Regions from separate parts of the Homo sapiens genome. Here region 1 is linked to region 2. Evidence: read pairs that join two places in POLR2A ChIA-PET (ENCODE). Cell type or tissue: PC-9. All regions are shown on one strand. Each heading gives the region's core, and the rest is flanking DNA. Links, peaks and the distances in the headings are about the cores only. Region 1 overlaps SLMAP (sarcolemma associated protein). Region 2 overlaps FLNB (filamin B).

Region 1 (11,810 bases), core at 1,541-9,540, 96 kb after region 2:
GTTTGTTTGTTTTTTGAGACGGAGTCTCACTCTGTTGCCCAGGCTGGAGTGCAGTGGCGCGATCTAGGCTCACTGCAACCTCTCCCTCCTGGGTTCAAGTGATTCTCCTGCCTCAGCCTCCTGAGTAGCTAGGATTACAGGCACGTGCCACTGCGCCCGGCTAATTTTTTGTATTTTTAGTAGAGACGGGGTTTCACCGTGTTAGCCAGGATGGTCTCGATCTCCTGACCTTGTGATCCACCCGCCTCAGCCTCCCAAAATGTTGGGATTACAGGGGTGAGCCACCGCGCCCAGCCAGGATGTAATTTATAGAAGTCATTTAGTTTGTCTCTTTTGATATACTTCATTAAAAGAAGCTTATCAACAATTCAAAAGTTTCCTAATGGGAAATTAGTTGAAGAACCAGTCTGTAACCTGGCTCTCTTCTGCTGCCTGTTAGTATCCATGCCCTTGGTTATTACCTTCCTCACTGTATCAGAGTTAGTTTGTGTGACCAACAGAATTTTGCACAGTGATGGTATGTCACTTCAGAGATTAGGTTATGAAAGATATGGTGGCTTCCATCCCTCTGCCTTTCTCTTGAATCACTTGCTCTGAGGGAAGCCAGCTGCTTTATCTGAGCAGCCTTATGGCGAGACCCACGTGGTGAGGAACTGAAGATTCCGGTTAATAGCATCTGAATGAGCAAAGAAAATCCTCCAGGCCTAGTCAATAGCTTGACAGCAACTCCAGGAGAGTCTTTGACCTAGAACCACTCAGCTAAGCTGCTCCTAGATTCCTGACCCTTAGAAACTGTGTAAGATACTAAATATTTGCATGTTTATTTATTTATGTATTTTTAGATGGAGTCTCGCTCTTGTCACTCAGGCTGGAGTGCAATGGCGCCATCTCAGCTCACTGCAACCTCCACCTCCCGGGTTCAAGCGATTCTCCTGCCTCAGCCTCCCAAGTAGCTGGAATTACAGGCACCCACCACCACACCCAGCTAATTTTTCTATTTTTAGATGGGGTTTCACCATGTTGACCAGGCTGGTCTTGAACTCCTGACCTCAGGTGATCTGCCCACCTTGGCCTCCCAAAGTGCTAGGATTACAGGCGTGAGCCACCACCCCCAGCCTATTTGCTGTTTTAAACTGCCAAAGTTTTGGAGGTAATCTGTTACATAGCAATGGATAACTTTTTTAAAAATTTAAAACATTATTATTTTAGAGACCCTGTGCAAGCATAGCTCACTGCAGTCTTGAACTCCGGAACTCAAGTGATCCTCCTGCCTTAACCTTCTGAGGAGCTGAGACTCCAGGCATGTGCCACTACACCTGGCTACTTTACTTTTAATTTTTTTAGAGATGGAGGTCTCACTATGTTGCCCAGGCTGGTCTCAAACTCCTGGGCTAAAGCGACCCTCCTGCTTCGGCCTCCAGAGTTGCTGGGATTTTGAGGACTTTGCTATAACATGAGGCCAGAAAAATAAATGTATTTTATTATTATTTTCTCACTGCAACCTCCGCCTCCCAGGTTCAAGCGATTCTTCTGCCTCAGCCGCCCAAGTAGCTGGAATTACACCATGTGCCACCACGTCTGGCTAATTTGTTTGTATTATTATTATTCTTTTTTTTTTAGTAGAGATGAGGTTTCGCCATGTTGGCCAGTCTGGTCTCGAATTCCTGACCTTAGGTGATTCACCTGCCTCGGCCTCCTGAAGTGCTGGGATTACAGGCATGAGCCGCTGTGCCCGGCCAATAAATGTATTTTAGGTATTCAAAGACAGATGACTTAGGCAGAAGGTTCTATTTATTCCAGGTGATATCACAGTACTTACTCATCTTCATTGATAAAAAGGGCTATATGTGCACATAGCACATATGTATTTACCACCTAATTTTGGCAAAAGTATTTAAAATATAGAACTTTATTTGCCGAAGTTGCATGACTGAATAAACTCTTATGGATTTTTTAAAAAATGTGATTAGGTACATAAAGTGCTACATTAGAATGCTCAACTTTAAAACTATCCCAAATTTACTTCGTAGAAGAAAATGTAAATGTAATGAGCTCTATAAACACTATTTAAAGAAAATAAGGCCTTGCATGGTGGTTCATGCCTAAAATTTCAGTACTTTGGCAGGGGGAGGCAGGAGGATCGCTTGAGGCCAGGAGTTCAGGACCAGCCTGATCAACAGAACTAGACCCAGTCTCTAAAAATAAAAAATAAAACAAAAATTTGGTTTAAGATATTCAAAACACATTAACTCTTTGAAGATTAGCTATGAAGTGCAGGAGGAGGGGTAATGGGGGAGGCTAAATAAGCATGGGCTAATTATCTCAGAGCAAGTTTTCAACCCAAAACAAAATGACATAACTATGCAAAGATTACACAGTGAAGTAATTTATGGCAGAAGCCTGAGATTCAAAAAATTGAAATGGTTGGTATTTTTAGTGCCTTTGCAGCTCCTCCCTTGTTTGCTTGTAGAACCTGCCATGAGGAAGGATCCTCAGTCTAGCAGGAAGGGATCCCGCCATTTAAGAGTGAAAAGAATGCTATTCCAAGCAGGCACACCTGCTTCCAATTCTATGTGGAGCACGATGCTCATGCTGATGGGATAAATGAGCACACAGAACTTAGGATAAAGAAAAATCCTAGGATGAAATTTCATAAAGTAGAAGTTTGAATCTCTGCTAAATGAAGTCTGGTTGCCCAGATATTCTCTGGCCAGTTCAAAAGGTGAAAATGACAAGGAGCACAACCAGCAACAGTTTCTCTACTTGTTCCTTTCTCCCTCCCCTGGTCCCTTTGCCTTTCTTATTCGTAATGCTCATGATGTCTTTTTCTTTCTTTCTCTTTCTTTTCTTTTCTTTTTCTTTCTCTCTCCCTCTCTCTTTCTCTTTCTCTCTTTCTTTTGAGACAGTTTCACTCTTGTTGCCAGGATGGAGTGCAATGGTGTGATCTTGGCTCACTGCAAACTCCACCTCCTGGGTTCAAGCGATTCTCCTGCCTCAGCCTCCCGAGTAGCTGGGATTACAGGCATGTGCCACCATGCCCGGCTAATTTTGTATTTTTAGTAGAGACAAGGTTTCCCCATGTTGGTCAGGCTGGTCTCGAACTCCCGACCTCAGGTGATCTGCCCGCCTCAGCCTCCCAAAGTGCTGGGATTACAAGTGTGAGCCACCACACCCGGCGTCTTTTTCATAGGCTTTATAGGTTTTATCTCAGTGTCCTTGCATGACAGGGTAACAGATCACATAATTTTAAGATTTGGGCTGAAAGGCGCTGAATCTTTAGGGAAAAAAAAAGGTCCTGCTCAATCTACTGAATGAACAGCACGATAAACACAAACAATAAGACATGGTGGACACTTGCCTCCATGTGCAAGGGATTTAGATCCATCCAATCCATGCCCCAGCTCATCAATAGGAGACGCCTTTCAAAGAGCCTGTCTGGCTAAAACACTTTTTCTTGGCTTAAAAAAAAAAAATCCTTAGGCCAGGCGCAGTGACTCACACCTGTAATCCCAGCACTTTGGAAGGCTGAGGCGGGCAGATCACGAAGTCAGGAGATGGAGACCATCCTGGCCAAGATGGTGAAACCTGTCTCTACTAAAATACAAAAAATTAGCCAGTCGTGGTGGTGCACACCTGTAGTCCAAGCTACTCAGGAGGCTGAGGCAGGGGAATCCCTTGAACCCGGGAGGCGGAGGGTGCAGTGAGCCAAGATGGTGCCACTGCACTCCAGCCTGGAGACAGAGTGAGACTCCGTCTCAAAAAAACAAACAAAAAACCAAAAACCTTCACTAGTTACCCATTACTCGCAAGTTACAGTTCAAACCATTTAACAGGGGAAAACTCCAGGAGAGTACACACAAAGCCTTAAAAATGCTTCCCAGTCATAATGCCTTTTTAAAGAAAATCAAGATCAGATCTTAATGGTTTTCAATGACATGTGCTTCAAGAGAAACCAGACCTGTTCCTTAGACGATCTAGAAGGGAAACTTACCTTTGGCTCTGTAGCCAGATATCCCCAGCTTGGAAGGTTGAGTGGTTGAAGGTGAGAGGAAATGCACTCAATGCTTCTATGGTTCCATAGTCTCCAGTGTCTTCTTCTATTACATTGTATTTTAATTGCCAGCTTCCTTGCCTGTATTTCACCTCCATACCAAAAGCTCTATGAAGATAGGGACTGAGTATTGTCAGGATCTGGCACGGTGCCTAACATCAGACACTCAATAAGTATTTGCTAAATGAATGCATATGAAACCACTGAAACCTGGAGACACAACATGGAGTAGCAGAAAAAGAAACAGGCCAGGCGTGGCAGCTCACACCTGTAATCCCAGCACTTTGGGAGGCTGAGGCAGGCGGGTCACCTGAGGTCGGGAGTTCAAGACCAGCCTGACCAACATGGAACCCCATCTCTATAAAAATACAAAATTAGCCAAGCATGGTGCACATGCCTGTAATCCCAGCTACTTGGGAGGCTGAGGCAGAAGAATCGCTTGAACCCGGGAGGCAGAGGTTGTGGTGAGCCGAGATCGCGCCATTGCACTCCAGCCTGGGTAACAACAGAGGAACTCCGTCTCAGAAAAAAAAAAAAAAAAAAAAAAAGAAACATCTTGGTTCTCAACTTTATTATTACGATTCCAAGTAAAAAATTTTCTGGATTTTTCCTGGATAAACAAAAAGATGGGATAGGATTGTTAAGGGTTTCTCCAGCATTATAGTTCTATGAATATATGTACAAAGCATTTTTAACATTATAAGACTGACTGTTGAGTGAACACACCAGAATTCCTCAGTGCAAATGAACATTAGCCCCTTTAAAGATGGGGGTGGGTACTCTGACAAGTTAATTACTCATTCAACTATGAAAGCCAATTTGGAATTTATTTTAGCTTGAAAAAATTTATACAAGCAATACATATTTGTTAATTACTAAAAATAAATTAGAAATCACAAAAGGGAGGCTGAGGTGAACAATAGCTTGAGTCCAGAAGGTTCGAGACCAGCCTGGGCAATATAGGGAAACTCCATCTCTACAAAAAAATACAAAAATTAGCTGGGTGCGGTGGCACATGCCTATAGTTCCAGCTACTTGGGAGGCTGAGATAGGACGATTGTTTGAGCCCAGGAGGCAGAGGTTGCAGTGAGCCGAGATTCATGCCACTGCACTCAACAGTGTGGGACTCTGTCTCAGAAAAAAAAAAAAAATGAAAATCATAAAGGTGGAAGGGAATTTAAATTTACCCACAATCATACAAAGACAACCACTACTACCAGTCTGGGTATAAATCTTCCTAAGTTCTCCTGTTACAAACATATCTTGTATGTTTACATTTATTTTCCTTTATAAAACCAGGTTTATTTTACTCTGGTAACCTGTTTCTTTTACTTAATATAGTATGAATATCTTTCTACATACTTTGTAACCACAGTAATCTATAGAGTGGTAATATTAATTTATTTAACCAATGACCCACTTAGGTTGTTTATGTCACTATGATAAAAATGCTGCACTACATGTCCTAGTAAATTTTTATGCACATAATTATGTTCTCAAAATAATTATCCAGAAGTGAACTTTTTGGAGCAAGGCTGTAATTTTTAAGTCAGGAGCAAGGCTGCATTTTTTTTTCGAGAAGGAGTTTCGCTCTTGTCGCCCAGGATGGAGTGCAGCGGTGCGATCTCGGCTCACTGTAACCTCCGCCTCCCAGGTTCAAGCAATTCTCCTGCCTCAGCCTCCTGAGTAGCTGGTATTACAGGCACCCACCACCATGCCCGGTTAATTTTTGTATTTTTAGTAGAGATAGGGTCTCACCATGTTGGCCAGGCTGGTCTCCAACTCCTGACCTCAGGTGATCCACCTGCCTCGGCCTCCCAAAGTGCTGAGATTACAGGTGTGAGCCATTGCACCCAGCCAAGACTGCAGTTTTAACTCAGTTGATTTGCATGCAGTTTTTTCTCTTTGGTAGCAGATTCCCATCCTTTTGATAGTAGATAGTCACTGGAAGCAGCCAAGAGTCACCAGATTTTGGTCAAGTGTAGTGATTAAAGTGAGAGATCAAGTAGGCAATACTAGTTTTGGTTGAAAGCCTCTGACTATAGGGCAACGTGAATGGTTTTCACATGTGACTCAAAGTGGCTCTAAAGGCAATAACAACAGGAATTCCAAAACCATTGTGGGCAATTGGTTCATCACCAAACCAAGCATATTACTTCCAAAAGAGTGAACTATGAAGGCGACAAACAGAGCTAGGTGATAATGCTTTCTCAGGATTCATAATGTTACACACATATCTCACTCATACACAGAAATTCTGAATGGTTGAGTCAATCAATTCATTTAATTAAAGTAGATTAAAGTTTAGGCTTACCTAAAACTTTAATATTTGCAATATTTTTTCAGTATGACATTCTCATAAAAACGTATTCACCACTCGAATGGTACTTCACATACATTATCTTTTTAATGTTCACACTACTACCACAAATATAAGTATTATTCTCCGCATGTTATAAATGAGAAAATGGAGACTCAGAGAAAATGTGATTTGCACAAGGCAACAACATCTGATAAAAGGTAGAACCAAGATGCCAATACAGATCTGTTTTGCTTCAAACACCACGTTCTTTTTATTCTCTAACCCTGCCATGTAGCACCTTTGAATAATTCTTAAATGTATCATTACAGGGTTGTTCAATTTTTAGCTGCAATGCTTAATATTTCTTAATGACTCTATTATTACCAGTGAATAATCCTATTCTTTATTTAACGTGGAAGTGAACTGAACAAAACTGAAGGTATTGCTTATGAACAGACTTATTTCTATTCTTGAGGAAAACTGGAAGTAACTACAAAAAGCCATTTATTCCACTTGAATGAAGTAAATATTGATACTAGACCTTACATTTAAAGAGACCAGTCTAGCAAGTGACTCTCATTTTAACAATAACCATATTAAAAGAGAAAAAAATAAAGCAGTAAGTTAAATAAAAGGTTAATAAAACTTGGAGGAAACAGCTCAGTGTTTTCTTTTAAACCCTGAAGAATACCAAATGTATGTTATGTTGCATAAAGAGTCATGTCAAGAGAAGACTATTAACAACCCAATAGTAGAGTCAGCATTAAGAACTTCAATGATATTCAACTCAAACATGCGTAGGGAGAGTAAAGTTATTTTATTAAATCATGCACGTCACGTGTGTTAGTGCAAATAGTTTAATCTGTACTCCAGAAATTCTATTGTACTTTATATCTTTACAAAATAGATTTAAAACAATTATTTACTTTAAAAAATGTAATTCTGAAGTTAAGCATTTCAGAACAATATTTGCAATAACCTATATACAAGAGGTACTGGGTACCACTGGCATATTAGCATTCTGTGGTGGAGTGGCTTCCTGCAACAGAAAATGATGAAATGAACTATATGACAGTATTTTCTACAAGTCATTTGTGACTAATTCCTCCATAAATCTAGTGATCTTCCCAAAAGCAATCTCAAATAGCTTAAAATATAACCTTTAAAGTATAAACAGTGACTGCCAAACATCACAAGGCAAATTATACCCTAAACTCCTATTTCAATATTTGGCTAGACCTGTGGATTGCCACAGAACATTCAAGCCAATTCACTGACATTCCCTCCCGGTCTTCACTGACTGAAAAATTTAACTATGTGATACTTTAGGATATTCTATGACCTAAATAAACTTTATTGACATAACTATGATGCCGCACAAAACCATGGCTAAACTTTCACTTGTGTTTTAAATTTATAATATCAAGCAGTGTTTTTAGGTGCTTCATTGTGCATAGAACACTATTAATCTTGGGAATAGTGCTTTTCATTAACAGAAAGTCCCAATTAACAACAATAAAAAGAAAATAACCATTTGCATACCCAACCAGGAAATTTGTTGGTAGGTACAACGCTCACCCTGAACATGAATTAGCTCTGACACATCATAAACCAAATTAGGTCAATACAAGCTTATCTAAAGAGATATTAATACTTTCTTCAATTAAACATGCTTGGAGGAATAGATGATAGAAAAAAAAAATCATGCTTCCTAAAATGCTGTATATGAGAAAGTAACTTGGCTTTTAAAGAAAAATATCTCTTTAAATACATGGTTTAATAAATTACATTCCAATTGACTCAACATTTTGGTTGACTGCACTGAAATTGTGTAATTACTATGTTTTTGCTCCCAGAAATACTTCAGTTTGCTCAAGAAAATACACTCTCATGGAAAGTTTTTCAAAGTTGATGTCCTCCACATCTTCAAGTCACATTAAGGCTGAACAAGCGTGCACATATTCCCCAAATTATCACCATAACAGTTTATTTTCCAAACGTATTTTTCCTTAAAAAAAAAAAAATCCACGCAAATAGTTGTCTCTAAGTCTTGTTCCCAATAGCTCAGTGGTTTCATAACAAGTAAAAATGGCGTAAATATGTAAAAAATATATATATGTGTATATATTTCAAACTGATAGGCACTGAGCACACAGGGCCTCTCTTCCCATGTATGTATTGGTTGTTTGGTTTGGGTAGTTATCAAATCAGAAAAATGAATTATCTGGTGATCAGAATTCAGAGTAAAATACTCATAAATTTAATGTTATAAATAATCTGGTGTACCAAGAAGCCTACTTTAGGCCACCATAATATTCAGAATCTTAACATACTAATTTAAAAATTACATGAAAAATTGCAAGCAAATTATTGCTTACAGTAGAATAAAGTCACAATTTTATATCTTCTTTATAGACAGATACATTTTATATAATTTAAAGCAATGACCCTACAGCTGTATTCTTGTACTTCTGCTGTTTTAAGAGGTAAAGAGGAAGAAAATGGTTCTGTTTGTCCCCAGCATGAGTGTGATGCCAGCTTCTAGAGGGAGGACGGTGTACGGACTCAAGGAACGCTCTCATGGAGAAGCTCTGGCCAGACCTGGCACGTACAGCACGATGGCTGTTACTGCAACCAGGGCAGCCAACATGGGCATCCAGGGCCAGGGTTTCTGTGTGGAAAGAAACCAAGAGTCAATATCACATTCTCCCCTCTCTTTTCATACCTATTAACCCCTTGGTTCCAGAGAGTCCTGAATACTTAACAGAATATTGGAAAAATCTTATTTCTGCATCATAAATATAAAGTTTGAAAAGAAAAAAAAAAGTGAGGGAGTGCAGGTATAAGAAGAGTCATAATAGCAGGAACACCAATTTGGAAGTCTAACACGTCCCAAGAAAGTCCTGGGAAGTTTTCAACTTTGTTACAGTTGAAACCTAATAGTGACTTCTAAGAAAATTTGTGGGCTCTGCCTGCTTTATTTACTCTGGTATCCATATATTCCAATATAACTGATGTATATAGACACCTGTAGTATGTTTCTGCCTAAAATGTTTATTTCTTGATAAGAACCAGACTCACATGTTGGGATATTTTATGCAAGGGGATAGTGGCTAAGGTGATAATGGTCTAGGCTTTGGTCGTCCAACTTGAAACCACAGAAGACAAAATCAAACAGGGTTCAAGATGGAAAAGTAACATTAGGGATCCTGCCTGTCTGATAATTCTGGTATAGACTCTGTTCAGTGTAATAAAGCCACATGATCACCGCATATGCTCTACTAACATGCATGCCAGTTAGAAACAAGCATGGATGGGCTGTTGCCTGCTAGCTTTTAGAGGGCTTTATAAGATCAACTTGCTTTGGTTGACACTTTTATTTTTACTTGTATTCCAGAAGTGTTATTGAGAAAAACTGGTTTTTAAAGAAATATTCTGATGTTGCAGGTCAGGGCTCAGAAAGAAATGGGATACATTTATATCCTTGCAAGTACACAATAGGGTTGAGATTGTGAGCCAATGGTTCATTATGTTAATCTCATTATTTTTCATCTTCATAGCCATAGTATAAACAGGCAAAGGGTTGAAACAAAGAAAATCTACACTATGAAAAGGAAGAGGATAAGGAGGAAGGGGAAGAAGGCTGGCTGAAAACTTCAAGGAGGCAAACTCTTCATTTCTCATTCAAATCTGATTAAACACATAATTGGAAAGAGGGTACTAATATTGCAGAAATTCATAGTGCACTCCAGTTTGCTAGAGATAAAGACTCAGTTAATGGAAGCATATTAACAACTGGTTAGGTTGGAATTAACTCATGGTTAGCATTACTACAAAGTAAACAAGACAAAAAGTTATGGGATTAGTTGACTGTTCAGTTCATTGGTATGACACAAATACACGGCATACTAAATGAAGGGTTTGCTTCAGGTAACAAAATACCTGTGTGTTCTTGCCATGCACTATATTACAAATATGGCACAAAAAGGTGACGGGGACAAACAGACAAGGACTCAACAATAGTGCTTGTACCTTTCTCTACCACAATGGACCGAAACACCAAAACAGGAAAGCCAGGAATAGGCCGATGAATACGGCTGGGACGGGTTGTAATATGGAAGGCTAAAGAAGGGAAGGCATATTAAAATCATTTTATGCTATGAAAGTAATCAGATAAGAGGATTCAGACCCCAGTAGGGTGGGAGGTAGGAAGAAAGAATGAAATAATAGAAGTATACCACTCAGGTTTTACACAGATTCAAACATTTTAAAGACATCTAACACAATCTGATAGACTGTGGTATGCAAGTTGGGAAACTATCAGTTTAAAAGGAATAGCTAGGAACCGTTAGGCTCAATGCCTGTAATCCCAGCACTTTGGGAGGCTGAGGCAGGTGGATCACCTGAGGTCAGGAGTTTGAGACCAGCCTGGCCAACATGGTGAAATGCTGTCTCTACTAAAAATACAAAAGTTAGCCAGGCATGGTGGTGCATGCCTGTAATCCCAGCTACTCTGGAGGTTAAGGCAGGAGAATTGCTTGAACCAGGAGGCAGAGGTTGCAGTGAGCTGAGAGTGCCACTGCACTCCAAGCTGGGTGACAGAGAGAGACTCCGTTGAAAAAAAAAAAAAAAGAGAAAGAAACAGCTGAAGGCAATGGGCAATGTGGGTGTACCTAACATTCTAATGAAATATAGCACATGAAGACAGAGCAGGCCGAATGCAGTGGCTCATGACTGTAATCCCAGCACTTTGGCAAGCTGAGGTGGGCAGATTGCTTAAGGCCAGGAGTTTGAGACCAGCCTGGACCACATGGCAAAACCCTGTCCCTACAAAAAATACAAAAATTAGTTGAGCATGGTGGCACACATCTGTAATTCCAGCTACTTGGGAAGCTGAGGTGGGAGCATTGCTTGAACTGGGAAGGTCAAGGCTGAAGTGAGGTGAGATCATGCCACTGCACTCCAGCCTGGGTGACAGAGCAAGACCCTGTCACCAAAAAAAAAAAAAACAAAAAACAAAAAACAAAAAACACTGACAATACTTCACCACCAGCTGATGCTCTCTGCTTGACAGTACACTATTTTTGCTCGATACCTGAAATCCATTATTTGACAATGTACTCCCTCAGCAATGGTTATTTTATCCCTCTAACAAATTTTTTTTTTCAACCAAAGCTCTTTTGCTTATTAGATGATACTGCTTTCAAGCTTCAAAATAAATGCCCTGTGATAATGCGTGCTTCCTAAATCAGGCAAGAGATTTCACATGTAATAAAGGTTTGGTATATAAAGACAGGCAGAGCTGGACACGGTGGCTCACACCTGTAATCCCAGCACTTTGGGAGGCCAAGGCAGGCAGATCACCTGAGGTTGGGAGTTCAAGACCAGCCTGACCAACATGGAGAAACCCCATCTCTACTAAAAATACAAAATTAGCCAGGTGTGGTGGCACATGCT
Region 2 (11,810 bases), core at 1,644-9,643:
TGGGAGGCTGAAGAGAGGATTGCTTGAGCTCAGGAGTTCAAGACCAGCCTGGGCAACCCTGTCTCTACCAAAAATACAAAAAAAGAAAAAAAGAAAAATTAGTCAGGTGTGGTGGCACACACCTGTAATCCCAGCTACTTGGGAGGCTGAAGTGGGAGGATGGCTTGACCCTGGGAAGTGGAGGCTGCAGTGAGCCATGTTCATGCCACTGCACTCTAGCCTGGGAGAAAGAGCAAGACCCTGTCTCAAACAAACAAACAAACAAAATAATAAACACAAGGTATTTTTTTTTCTCTTCCCCTGGTCAAGCTTAGTAATGCAGTATGTCAGCATTAAAATGACACTTTTGGATGGGGGTGCAGTGGTTCACGTCTATAGTCCCAGCAATTTGGGAGGCCAAGGTGGGAGGATGGCTTGAACCCAGGGGTTCGAGACCAGCCTGGGCAACATGGCAAAACCTTTAAAAATGGAAAAATTAGCCAGGCTTGGTGGCACATACCTGTAGTCCCAGCTACTCAGGAGGCTGAGGTGGGAGGATTGCTTGAGCCTGGGAGGTGGAAGCTGCAGTGAGCCATTATCAGGCCACTGCACTGCAGCCTGGCCAACAGGGCAAGACTCTGCCTTTAAAAAAAAAAAAAAAAAAAAAAAAAGGCAGGGCACGGTGGCTCACGTCTGTAATCCCCTAGCACTTTGGGAGGCCGAGGCAGGCAGATCACAAGGTCAGCAGATTGAGACCATCCTGGCTAACACAGTGAAACCCCGTCTCTGCTAAAAATACAAAAAATTAGCCAGGCGTGGTGGCGGGCGCCTGTAGTCCCAGCTACTCGGGAGGCTGAGGCAGGAGAATGGCGCGAACCCGGGAGGCGGAGCTTGCAGTGAGCCGAGATCGCAACACTGCACTCCAGCCTGGGCGACAGAGTGAGACTCCATGTGAAAAAGATAAATAAATAAATAAAAGACACACTTTTTATAAGAAAAATATTCCACACAAAAAAAGGGGAGTGAAGAATCATATAACCACCATGGGACTGAAGAAATAAAACACTACAAAGAGTTGAAAGCCCCTATACACCTCTTCATGACTGTATAGCCCTCTCTGCCCATCCCCAGAAACCGTTATCCAAAAGTTTGGTAATGATCATTCCCCTAAAGGTTATCTGTATTTTTATGACATATGTAAAACTTCATATAAACGGTATCATAGCATATGGAAATCTCTGCAATTTGCCTTTTCTAATTTTTAACTTTTGTGGATACACAGTAGGTGTATATATTTATGGGGTACATAAGATTTTGTTGTTGTTGTTTTTGAGACAGGGTCTCACTCTGTTGCCCAGGCTGGAGGGCAGCAGCGCAACCACAGCTCACCACAACCTCACCGCAACCTCTGTGCCCAGGCTCAAGTGATCCTCCCACCTCAGCCACCCGAGTAGCTGGGACAACAGGCGCCTGCTACCACGCCTAGCTAATTTTTGTATTTTTAGTAGAGATGGGGTTTCACCATACTGGCCAGGCTGATCTGGAACTCCTGGCCTCAAGTGATCTGTCCACCTTGGCATTATGAAGTGCTGGGATTACAGGCATGAGCCACCGTGCCCGGCCCCTCCTAGATTCCTGATAGGAGTCTGGATCCATCCCCTCCAGATAGGACCCATGGGCCTCAAAAGAAGCGACTCCATCCATCCCTGGCTCTGGGAAGGCCTGATTGGTCAGAGTGGAGTTCTCACAGGAACTCTACTATGGTAAACCACAGGAGAACCAGCTTTAGGATGAAAGAAACCAACAGAGCAGAGACCCAAAAAACTTGGGTTCTTGATGACATCATTTAGATGCTGGATCCCTGAAACCCATAACTTGCTCTGCATCTAGGCTTGCTGACATGAGCCAATCATTTTCCTTCTATGTGAGCCAGTTTTCAGTTCCTTGCAGCTGAAAGGATTCTAACTGCCCTACTTCCCTCCTTGAAGTCTATTCTTGCTATCCGATTCACCCCATACACAATGTCTCAGGGCTCATGGTGCCATTTGTCTCAAACTCTGTATCTCTTCTGAGTGTCCTGGTGCCATTAGCATGTTCTAACAAAGCTGAAACCTGATATCTCCTTTGCCTCGCTTACTACCAGCCTAGAGTAATATAAACCTGGCCCTTTCCATTGGGGAAGTGTAAGATTACCCATTAGCACATCCTGACTTCTTCCCATGTCTCAGGCACTTTACAATTTAGCTCGTTAAATCTTCACACCCACTGTTTCAGATAGAAACTATGATTATTCCCAGTTTATAGATGAGAGCAGTGAGGACGGAGGCCTCAGAGAAAGCATGTACACTCAGTCAATTCCAGATTCAATCCCAGAGGTGCCTGACTCCCAAATTCTCATTCTTGGCTGGACGCAGTGGCTCCCCCCTATAATCCCAGCACTTTGGGAGGCCGGGGAGGTCGGGGGGGTTGGGATCATGGGGTCAGTAGTTCGAGACCAGCCTGGCCAACATGGTGAAACCCCATCTTTACTAAAAATACAAAAAATTAGCCAGGCATGGTGGCAGGTGCCTGTATTCCCAGCTACTTGGAGGCTAAGGCAGGAGAATCGCTTGACACCAGGAGGTGAAGACTGCAGTGAGCCGAGATCGAGCCATTGCACTCCAGCCTGGGCGACAGAGCAAGACTCTTGAGACAAAAAAAAAAAAAAAGAATTCTCATTCTTAATCACAACTTCCCTTCTCCCAAAAAACCCAACAGAAGAAAGGGGGCCCTAAGCTACCAGCAGAACAGAAAAATCAGACTGAGCTTCATATCCCATTATCCCAAAGAACACCATTCATTCCCAGAGATTAGCAGTATGAGGCTTTTTAGAGGCCTAATTCTGGTGTATATCTTGCTTTGCAGAGAGTATAGAACATGCTAATCTGAGGGGGGAAATATGAGTGTTGCAAGAGTATTTCAGGCCATTTTGTTATATCTTATCTATTTACAATTGTCACAGACTCCAAGAGAACCTAAAACTCAAATCAGCTTTTAGGAAAAGAGAAAGTTAGTTACCACTACATAAAGGGTTAAGATGGATCATTGTCATAACACCATAAAAACAACAAACAATGACACAAATTTATTTTAAGAGACAAGGTCTCACTCTGTCACTCCGGCTTCAGTGCAGTGACCTGATTATAGTTCACTGCAGCTTGGAATTCCTGGGCTCAAGGGATCCTCCTGCCCCAGCCTCCCAAGTAGCTAGGATTACAGGCACATACCACCATACCCAGCTAATTTATTAAAATGTTTTTGGCCAGGTGCAGTGGCTATCGCCTGTAATCCCAACACTTTGTGAGACTGAGATGGGTGGATCACCTGAGGTCAGGAGTTCAAGACCAGCCTGATCGACATGGTGAAATCCCACCTCCACTAAAAAAAATACAAAATTAGCTGGGTGTGGTGGTACATGCCTGTAATCCCAGCTACTTGGGAGGCTGAGGCAGGAGAATTGCTTGAACCAGGGAGGCGGAGGTTGCAGTGAGCTGAGATCATGCCATTGCACTCTAGCCTGGGCAACAAGAGCGAAACTTTGTCTCAAAAAAAAAAAAAAGAAAAGAAAAAAAAATTTTTTTTGGTAGAGATAAGGTCTCCCATGTTGCCCAGGCTGGTCTCAAACTCCTGGCCACAAGTGATTCTCCAGCCTCAGCCTCCCAAAGTGCTGGGATTACAGGCATGAGCCACTGCACCCAGCCAACACAACTTTAATGTATTTAGAGCTTCTCTAGAATCATTCTGGAATGAAATAGATTTATATTTCATGGGAAATTTAAATTAAAAAAAATTCTAAACAACTCTTATTTGTAGACCCCATGTACACATGACAGAATTTAGTCCTGTGATTTTCCTATTAAACCCCTGCAGCCTGTTCGATCTTCGTTTGTATTCAATATTCTATGACCACCTCCCCACTACTAGACCACAAGCAACCAGAAGTCAGTGAACAAGTCCCAATCCCCTCTATACTCCTAGCCCCTCTACACCCCTGGCACATGGTAATGGCTGCATAAGTATCCAAACAAAGCATCTATACATTACTACTCTGAGCTCTTGGTCACACTCAGGCACTTTGCATCACAAAAAGACGTTATTCTCTTCCCAGTTCTCCTAGTTCTTTCTCAATCCTCCTGAGCAGGTCAAGGAAAAGGCTCAATGTAGTGCTAGGTTACCTTCAACACCTCTCCATCTCTTGCTAATTTCCCTTTTTAACCAAAAGAGAGTATGCCTCATGTTGTGAACAGGCAACAGTGCTGGCTGGAATTTAATAACTGTTTGGGGTTTATTTATGGTTACCTTCCATTTACCTAGTGACGCTGTTTTTCCGTTATTATAGTGACACAAAGTCTCCTTTTCAAATACATTTGTTTTACAAGTGAGTCAACTGCAGGGGAAAATAATATTAAGTGAAAAATGAAATAGAGACAGCCGTGGGATATGGCAAAATAGTAAAGGTGGTTCCTTTACAAATGATTGAAGCTTGGGGGACACAGACCTAGTCTAGTTCTCCCATTTTATAGATGGGGCAAAAGGTTCAGGCGAGGGCCCCAGTGATGGTAGAGGTAGACCTAGGAGTAAGAGCCAGGGTCTGGGCCAGGCGCGGTGGCTCATGCCTGTAATCCCAGCACTTTGGGAGGCCGAGGTGGGCAGATCAATTGAGGCCAGGAATTCAAAGCCAGCCTGGCCAACATGGTGAAACCTCGTTGATACTAAAAATACAAAAGTTAGCTGAGGCCAGGCACGGTGGCTCACACCTGTAATCCTAACACTTTGGGAGGCTGAGGCAGGCGGACCGGGCCACCGCACTCCAACCTGGGTGACAGTGAGCCTCTATCTCAAAAAAAAAAAAAGAATTAGCTGGGCATAGTGGTGCACGCCTGTAATCCCAGCTACTCAGGGGGCTGAGGCAGGAGAATCCCTTGAACCTGGGAGGCGGAGGTTGTGGTGAGCCGAGATCGCGCCACTGCACTCCAGACTGGGTGACAGAGGGAGACCCTGTCTGGAAAAAAAAAAAAGAGCCAGAGTCTAAGTCCGGACATCTGCCTGGGACCTGCAATCTTGCCAAATCCAGCATGTCCTACACCTTTCCCAGAAACAGAAACGGGTCTCCAGAAGGGGAGTGGGTTAACATCAGCTGATCATACTGATAATGCCTAAATGACAGTCACCTTTAGTAGCTGGAGAAACAAAAGCCGTTGTGCAAGTGTTTTAAATTTTTGCCCCATCACATGGAAAAAGTACCCAGGCTGACGAATTTCTTCCCATCATTAAAACATAAAGATCTGCATTAGTCACTCAGTGAAGTAAAACCCACACAAATTCTACCTTTGGGAAAGGTGTTGGGCGTTCCCTGGCTACACCAGAGATGGCCTAAAACTGACATTTGGTAGCGCTGCAGTATTAGAAATCTGGCCCAATTATGAACAGCAGGCAGCTGGTGTCCAAGGAGTAACTGGGGGAAGTACACGGTTCATGCAAGACACAGACAGATTCCTTCTATCCATCAGGGCAAAGACTAATACTCGCCAACTCCTCAAGAGAACCGAAAATACTGGCCCCCAACCTCCCATATCCATTCCTGTCCCAGGAGCCACAGAATTCCCTGTTGGCAGCCTCCTCTGTCACCCTAGCCCAGCGACTTTGATGCTGTTTGTACAGGGCATAACCCAGAAGTCCAGTTTCCAAGCACTAACCACTGTAAAAATATTGTCGCCAGCTCCATGACACCAAGTTGGATAGTGCGGGGGTTTACCACCACACCCAGGGCAGCAAAAATTTTGACAGATGGCAGGCAGCCCCACCATGACCCCAGATGCCAAAGAGCTAGGAGGGAAAGTGCTGCCCAGGGCCAAGGCAGGGACGAGTCAGACTCCTGGGGGATGGGAGCAGCTGGCACAGCCACCCTTTACTCCAGGTTGAAAGCACACAAGGCAGTCAGCACAGCCTCAGCCTCATGGAGGATGTAACCCTGGCAGTCCCCCACCTGTCTCTCCATCTCCACCCTCCTCCAAGAAGCCCTGAAAAGAGAAGCGGTAGCCCATGGCATTAACGTGAAGACTTATTTTTCCAAGGCTAAGTGGGAAGTGCAGGGTCTCACAGCAACAATGCTGATACTAACACCACAACAGCAGCAGCTGACGTTTACCAAGCACTTACTATAAGCCAGGCACGGTGCCAAGAGCTTTAGAGGCACCTTCTCTTTTATACCTAAGAACTCTGTAAGGCAGAACATTTTTTGTTTGTTTGTTTGAGACAATCTCGCTCTGTTGATCAGGCTGGAGTGCAGTGGCATGATCTCGGCTCACTGCAACCTCCGCCTCCCAGGTTCTAGCGATTTTCCTGCCTCAGCCTTCCAAGTAGCTGGAATTAAAGGCACACACTACCACCTCCGGCTAATTTTTGTATTTTTAGTAGAGACAGGGTTTCGCCATGTTGGCCAGGCTGGTCTCAAACTCCTGGCCTCAAGTGATCTGCACGCCTCAGCCCCCTGAAGTGCATGAGCCACAATGTCTGGCCCCTGTAAGACAGAGCATTTAAGGATCACATTCAGCATATGGACGACAGGCTCCTGGAGGGAAGCAGCTCCCTGGTGTCAGCCAGCTAGCTACAAAGCAGCAAAGCCAAGACTCAGGCCCAGGAGCAAACACAAGACCAGGACCTTACTGCCGCTGCTGGGAGAGCATCTTTCCAAGAGGGTGGTCTGGGACAGGCAAAACCAGGAAAGAAAAAAAAATGAGAGGGAAGGCCAGGTGCAGAGGCTTATGCCTGTAATCTCAGCAATTTGGGAGGCTGAGGAGGGAGTATCACTTGAGCCCAGGAGCTCAAGACCAGCCTGGGAAACATGGCAAAACACTACCTCTACAAAAAATGCAAAAATTAGCCGGGTGTGGTGGTGTGTGCCTGTGGTCCCAGCTACTCGGGAGGCTGAGATGTGAGGATCACCTGAGTCCTGGAGGTCGAGGCTGCAATGAGCCGTGAATGTGCCACTACACTCCAGCCTTTGCCACAGAATGAGATCCTATCTCAAAAAAAAAAAAAAGAAAGAAAGAAAGAAGAAAAGAAAAAAGAAAAAAAAGAAATGGAAGGGAAGGACATTACAGGAGACAAAAGAAAGGGTGAGGGAGGGCAATGGAGCTACTTAAAAAAAAAAAAAAAAAAGGAAGGCTGGGCTCAGTGGCTCACGCTTGTAATTCTGGCACTTTGGGAGGCCGAGGCGGGCAGAGTATGAGGTCAAGAGATTGAGACCATCCTGGCCAATATGATGAAACCCCGTCCCTACTAAAAATACAAAAATTAGCTGGGCATAGTGGCGGCACCTGTAGTACCAGCTACTCAGGAGGCTGAGGCAGGAGAATCGCTTGAACCTGGGAGATGGAGGTTGCAGTGAGCCAAGACTGCACCATTGCAATCCAGCCTGGCAACAAAGCAAGACTGTCTCAAGGTTAAAAAAAAAAAAAAAAAAAAAAAAAAAGGAGGCTTGGCCAGAAGACCAGAAATGCAGAAATGCCACTCATGATGGTTCCTACTCAACAGTTATCCAAAAACCCAGGTTGCCTCTTCTTCTAAAAAGAGTCTGTTAGGTAGGAGGCGGTATCTTTGGCCTATTTCTGGGAGTATTCCCAACCACCTTTCACCTTCCTAGATAATTAGATTGCTTCTTCATCTAGTCTGGAGAGACCACCCCCAGGTCCAGGAATTAGGGGTGTGAAAGACGGGAAAGGAGAAGAGAGAAAGGAGGTTGGTGGGGAGCATGATGACCACCATTCATGGGGCACTTACCCCAGCCCCCACCACCACCTCCAAGGACTGGGTCAAGTGATTTATCAGGATTATATCATTTTATCTTCGATAACGCCAGTAAGGGGGTACTGCTATAGTCTGGGACACAAACTCAGAGAGGTCAAACAACCTTCCCCAAGTCTGCCAGCTAGAAAGCAGCAAGGTCTATCTGACCCATGCTCTGAAGCACTCCGGAAGTGGCTGGATCTGTATCCAGAAGTGGTTTCCATTCCATCTCCTCTGCCTCCTGGCTGAGACAGGATGGCTTCATGGGCCTGGTGTCCTCAGGGCTATTGGGAAATGGTGCCTCCAAAAAAACAATACCATGAAGACCTTAGGGCTACATATAATTTTCAGACTTCTCAAAGTTCCCAGGCAGTCAAGGGTGAACCAAGCTGCCCAAGTACATTGTCAGGCTCACATCTGAAACATGTTTAAACAGCTAATGGAGCTGAGCAACTAAAAGCTAAATGAGTTTCTATGCTGGGCTGCCTATGAGACAAGGTCACAATAGTTACCAAGTATAATAACTATTATTAAGAGACCCTGGCAGTCCCAATAAAAGTAGGTCCTAAAAACTTTTAAGAGACAGAAAGTGGCTGGAACACCTCCATGCCGTGGTTGACCAAACATATTTCTAGACCAAGGGAGACTTGCAAACCACAATGAGACTCAAATGAGACCTTTCATTTTAATGTTGGACAAAGCTCAGCAATAACTCAATTGAAGACGAATCTTGTTATAACCATCAGTATGACCAAAATTATTTCACAAAGCATTTCCAGTCCACAGTCACTTTTTTCCTGAGAAAGGAATCTCTTTCTTCCCTATTCTGATTAAAAGGCAGCTGTAAGCAAAATCCCCTAAAAGTAGAAAAAGATTCATTAAAATTCTTCACAGGTGATTTTTTTCTTTATATTTTTCTGTGTTCTTGCAATTTTTTGCAAAGAGTAACAACTACAGATGTAACTTTTTAATGCTCCAATAAAAATTTATTAGAATTGAATTTCAGGCTGGGCACAGGGGCTCACTCCTGTAATCCCAGCACTTTGGGAGGGCCAGGTAGGTGGATCACTTGAGGTCAGGAGTTCAAGACAAGCTTAGCCTGTCTCTATAAAAATACAAAAATTAGCTGGGCATGGTGGCACGTGCCTGTAGTCCCAGCTACTCGGGAGGCTGAGGCAGGAGAATCACTTGAACCCAGGAGGCAGAAGTTGCAGTGAGCCAAGACTGCAGTTTGGGCAACAAAAGGAGACATCATTTCAAAAAAAAAAAAAAAAAAGGCCGAGTTCGGTGGCTCAAGCCTGATCCCAGCACTTTAGGAGGCCGAGGCAGGTGGATCTCGAGATCAGGAGTTCAGGACCAGGCTGGCCAACATGGTGAAACCCCGTCTCTACTAAAAATACAAAATAGCCAGGTGTGGTGGCATGCAACTATATTCCCAGCTACTCGGGAGGCTGAGGCAAGAGAATCGCTTGAACCCAGGAGGCGGAGGTTGCAGTGAGCCAAGATTGCGCCACTGTACTCCAGCCTGGGAGACACAGCAAGACTCTGTCTCAAAAAAAAAAAAAGAAGCAAATTTCAAAGACTTGCTGAGCTGATGGCTTTCCTTGGGAAAGCAGTAAAATATGAAGATTAAAATCTCAGACAAGAATCTGAGTAATAACCACACACTCACTGGCCAATCTGGGTGTGCCTCAGTTTTCTCATCTGCATAACGGGAATTACAACAATAACTACTTCTCAGAATTGCAATGATGTTTTGTATAGCTATTAGTAAGAAGCGTTTATCACAATGCCTGGTACTTTGTATGGGCTCTCTCTATATTCACTGTAACTAATGAAACTGTTACTATGATTGTGACTTTCAGTAATTTCCTATTAAATTCATTTTCTGAGCTTCACCTGGAAAAGGCCTTGTTCTCTAACAGTTGTTGAAGCAAATCACAGATGTCCAGAGAATGAACATGAACTGCTGAGTTCTTTAAGTTCAGCATCACAGTCCAAAAACGAAGTGTTCCACTGGGACCCCAGACCCAGTTGTCTACTACATATAATTCCCACTTCACTAAAGGCAGCAAAGAACCACTGTTTTGCATTTTCTGAATTGCAAATAAGTCAATGTACCAGTCTTAATACTCAAGCTATTATACTAGAGACTGTTTATTTAACAAGTTATTTATTAAATTCCTATTAAGTGCCAAGGTCAGAGCCACAGAGGTAAACAAGAGACACAGCGCCTGCCCCTGGAGCACTGATGACCCGTGGGAGAGTAAGAAGGCCATTTAGAACACCAATACGGCTCAGTAAGAGGGCAGTGTGGCCAAGTGAGGTGGCTCATGCCTGTAATCCCCACACTTTGGGAGGCTGAGGCAGGCAGATCGCTTGAGCCCAGGAGTTCAAGACCAGCCTGGGCAACATAGCAAACCGAATCTACAAAAAATACAAAATTAGCCAGCAGTGTTGGTGTGTGTGCCTGTAATTCTGACTACGTGGGAGGCTGAGGTGGGAGGATCGCTTGAGCCAAGGAGGTCGAGGCTGCAGCGAGCTGTGATGGCACCACTGCACTCTAGCCTGGGTGACAGAGCAAGACTCTATCTCCAAAAAAAACAAAAACAAAAAAACAAGGTGTTGGGTGCCCAGGAGAGGACCTCATGCCCAACTTTGGGTGTGACTCCCCATGGATGTCAGACAATAGTGCTGAGAAAAAGGGATAGGAGAGACAATTAGGTAAGAGGTGCACACCTGCAGGAAGTGTAATGTGACACCTGGATCACATCCTGTAAAGGACTCCCTGATGGGAGAGCCATCCCCCAGGTGCTAGCTTGCCTCCTTTGGTGGAGATAAGGAATGTGACAAGCCACTGCCTAGGTGCTTTCAAGCCAACTCTGCCAAGGCGCCTCACTCAGAACACATTCTGGGTTCTGCCTCCAGATGGCTAGAAGCTCCACCGAGGGCCCCCATCCCAGCAGCAGCACATTCCTGGTCTTCCAGCAGGTACCCCTCCCTGCCTCTGCTGAGAGGGAATCTTGTAAACAGAACCCTGAACTCTGCTCAACTGATAGCACTACAGACTCACAAAGGCCTTTTAGGGTCTCAGCTCAAAGACCTTGCACCTCAGGTCCCCTGGGAGGCAGGGCCTGGTCCCATACTCTGGCCTGCTTTACCCCACACCAAGGGAACAATCAGTTTGTTCCTGGGCAAGAAGCACCAGGCCGGGCCCCTGCTCCCACAATAGGCTGTAGATGCCAAACCATTCTTGTGTCCCTGGAATCTGATAAACCACTTCAAGGAGGTGCAGGGAAACCAGGGTGATACGCACAAGAAGTGTGGTACAAGCATGATAAGAACTTATTTTCTTGGGACACGGGGGAAACTGAGAAATCCTATTTTAGCCACCAAGAAACCTTTCCTGCCCCGGCCTCCCTAGGAGGCCTGCCTCTCCCTCAGTCACACTCAGCACAGGCGGAAGGTAGCACCGTTCCTGCCTGTTGAAGGAAAGCTGACTGCTGCTTGCCATCTTTCATCTTAAAGTCTGAATTTATGGGCTTGCGGCAAATTTACATAGTGCCTGCCACAAATCCCCACCCGTTTCCCTATAGTTCGAATGCCAGAATTCCACCCTGTGTTCCAAATAACTCCAACCTCTTTAGTAGCCTTTTTTTTTTTTTTTTCTGGAAAGGAAATTCCAGAAAACTTGTCTGGCATGGTAAAGGCTGACAGCCTTATGAAAATACTCAGAAAGGTGACCCATTTAGTCAAAAGAGCTTTCAGATCTCTATGAGAAAAGGAATTCATGCCAGCATAAAGGGCCTTCAGAGAGAGAGAACAGGAGTGCTGTGTTAACACCCAGACCTTTCAGCAAGCCAGCCCTGCGACGGCTGGGGAGGCTGAGCCCTGAATGGGCTGGACGGACCAGCTTTCTCTCTCAGGAGAGGTGCGCCTCAGGAGATGCCCGTGGGGATCACAAGTTCAGCTCTGGCTCACACAACTTTGTGCTGCCACAGCAC

What was found. ChIA-PET counts read pairs that join two places held together with the same protein. Peaks named below come from ENCODE experiments on the same cell type or tissue, not always from the same donor. Only the 100,000 strongest peaks of a DNase experiment are listed, where the experiment ranks them.
Region 1: POLR2A ChIA-PET joins it to region 2 with 5 read pairs; 3 of 35 experiments call an interaction of 5 or more read pairs at or near these places.

Annotation. Positions count from the first base shown.
Region 1 is chr3:57,924,510-57,936,319 of GRCh38, reverse strand. It overlaps SLMAP (sarcolemma associated protein), which reads right to left. Exons shown (of 25, transcript NM_001377540.1): 24 at 10,386-10,475; 25 at 6,317-9,024. The coding sequence ends at 10,392. Among named protein-coding and RNA genes, the nearest start is that of FLNB, 78 kb to the left of the region's middle. In PC-9, for the core only: no CTCF peak of the experiment used is centred there; no DNase peak of the experiment used is centred there.
Region 2 is chr3:58,020,384-58,032,193 of GRCh38, reverse strand. All of the region lies in intron 1 of FLNB (filamin B), which reads right to left. Among named protein-coding and RNA genes, the nearest start is that of FLNB, 18 kb to the right of the region's middle. RefSeq lists enhancers at 9,476-10,457, 10,458-11,438, 11,439-11,810. In PC-9, for the core only: no CTCF peak of the experiment used is centred there; a DNase peak (open chromatin) is centred at 5,813; H3K27ac peaks cover 2,967 bases.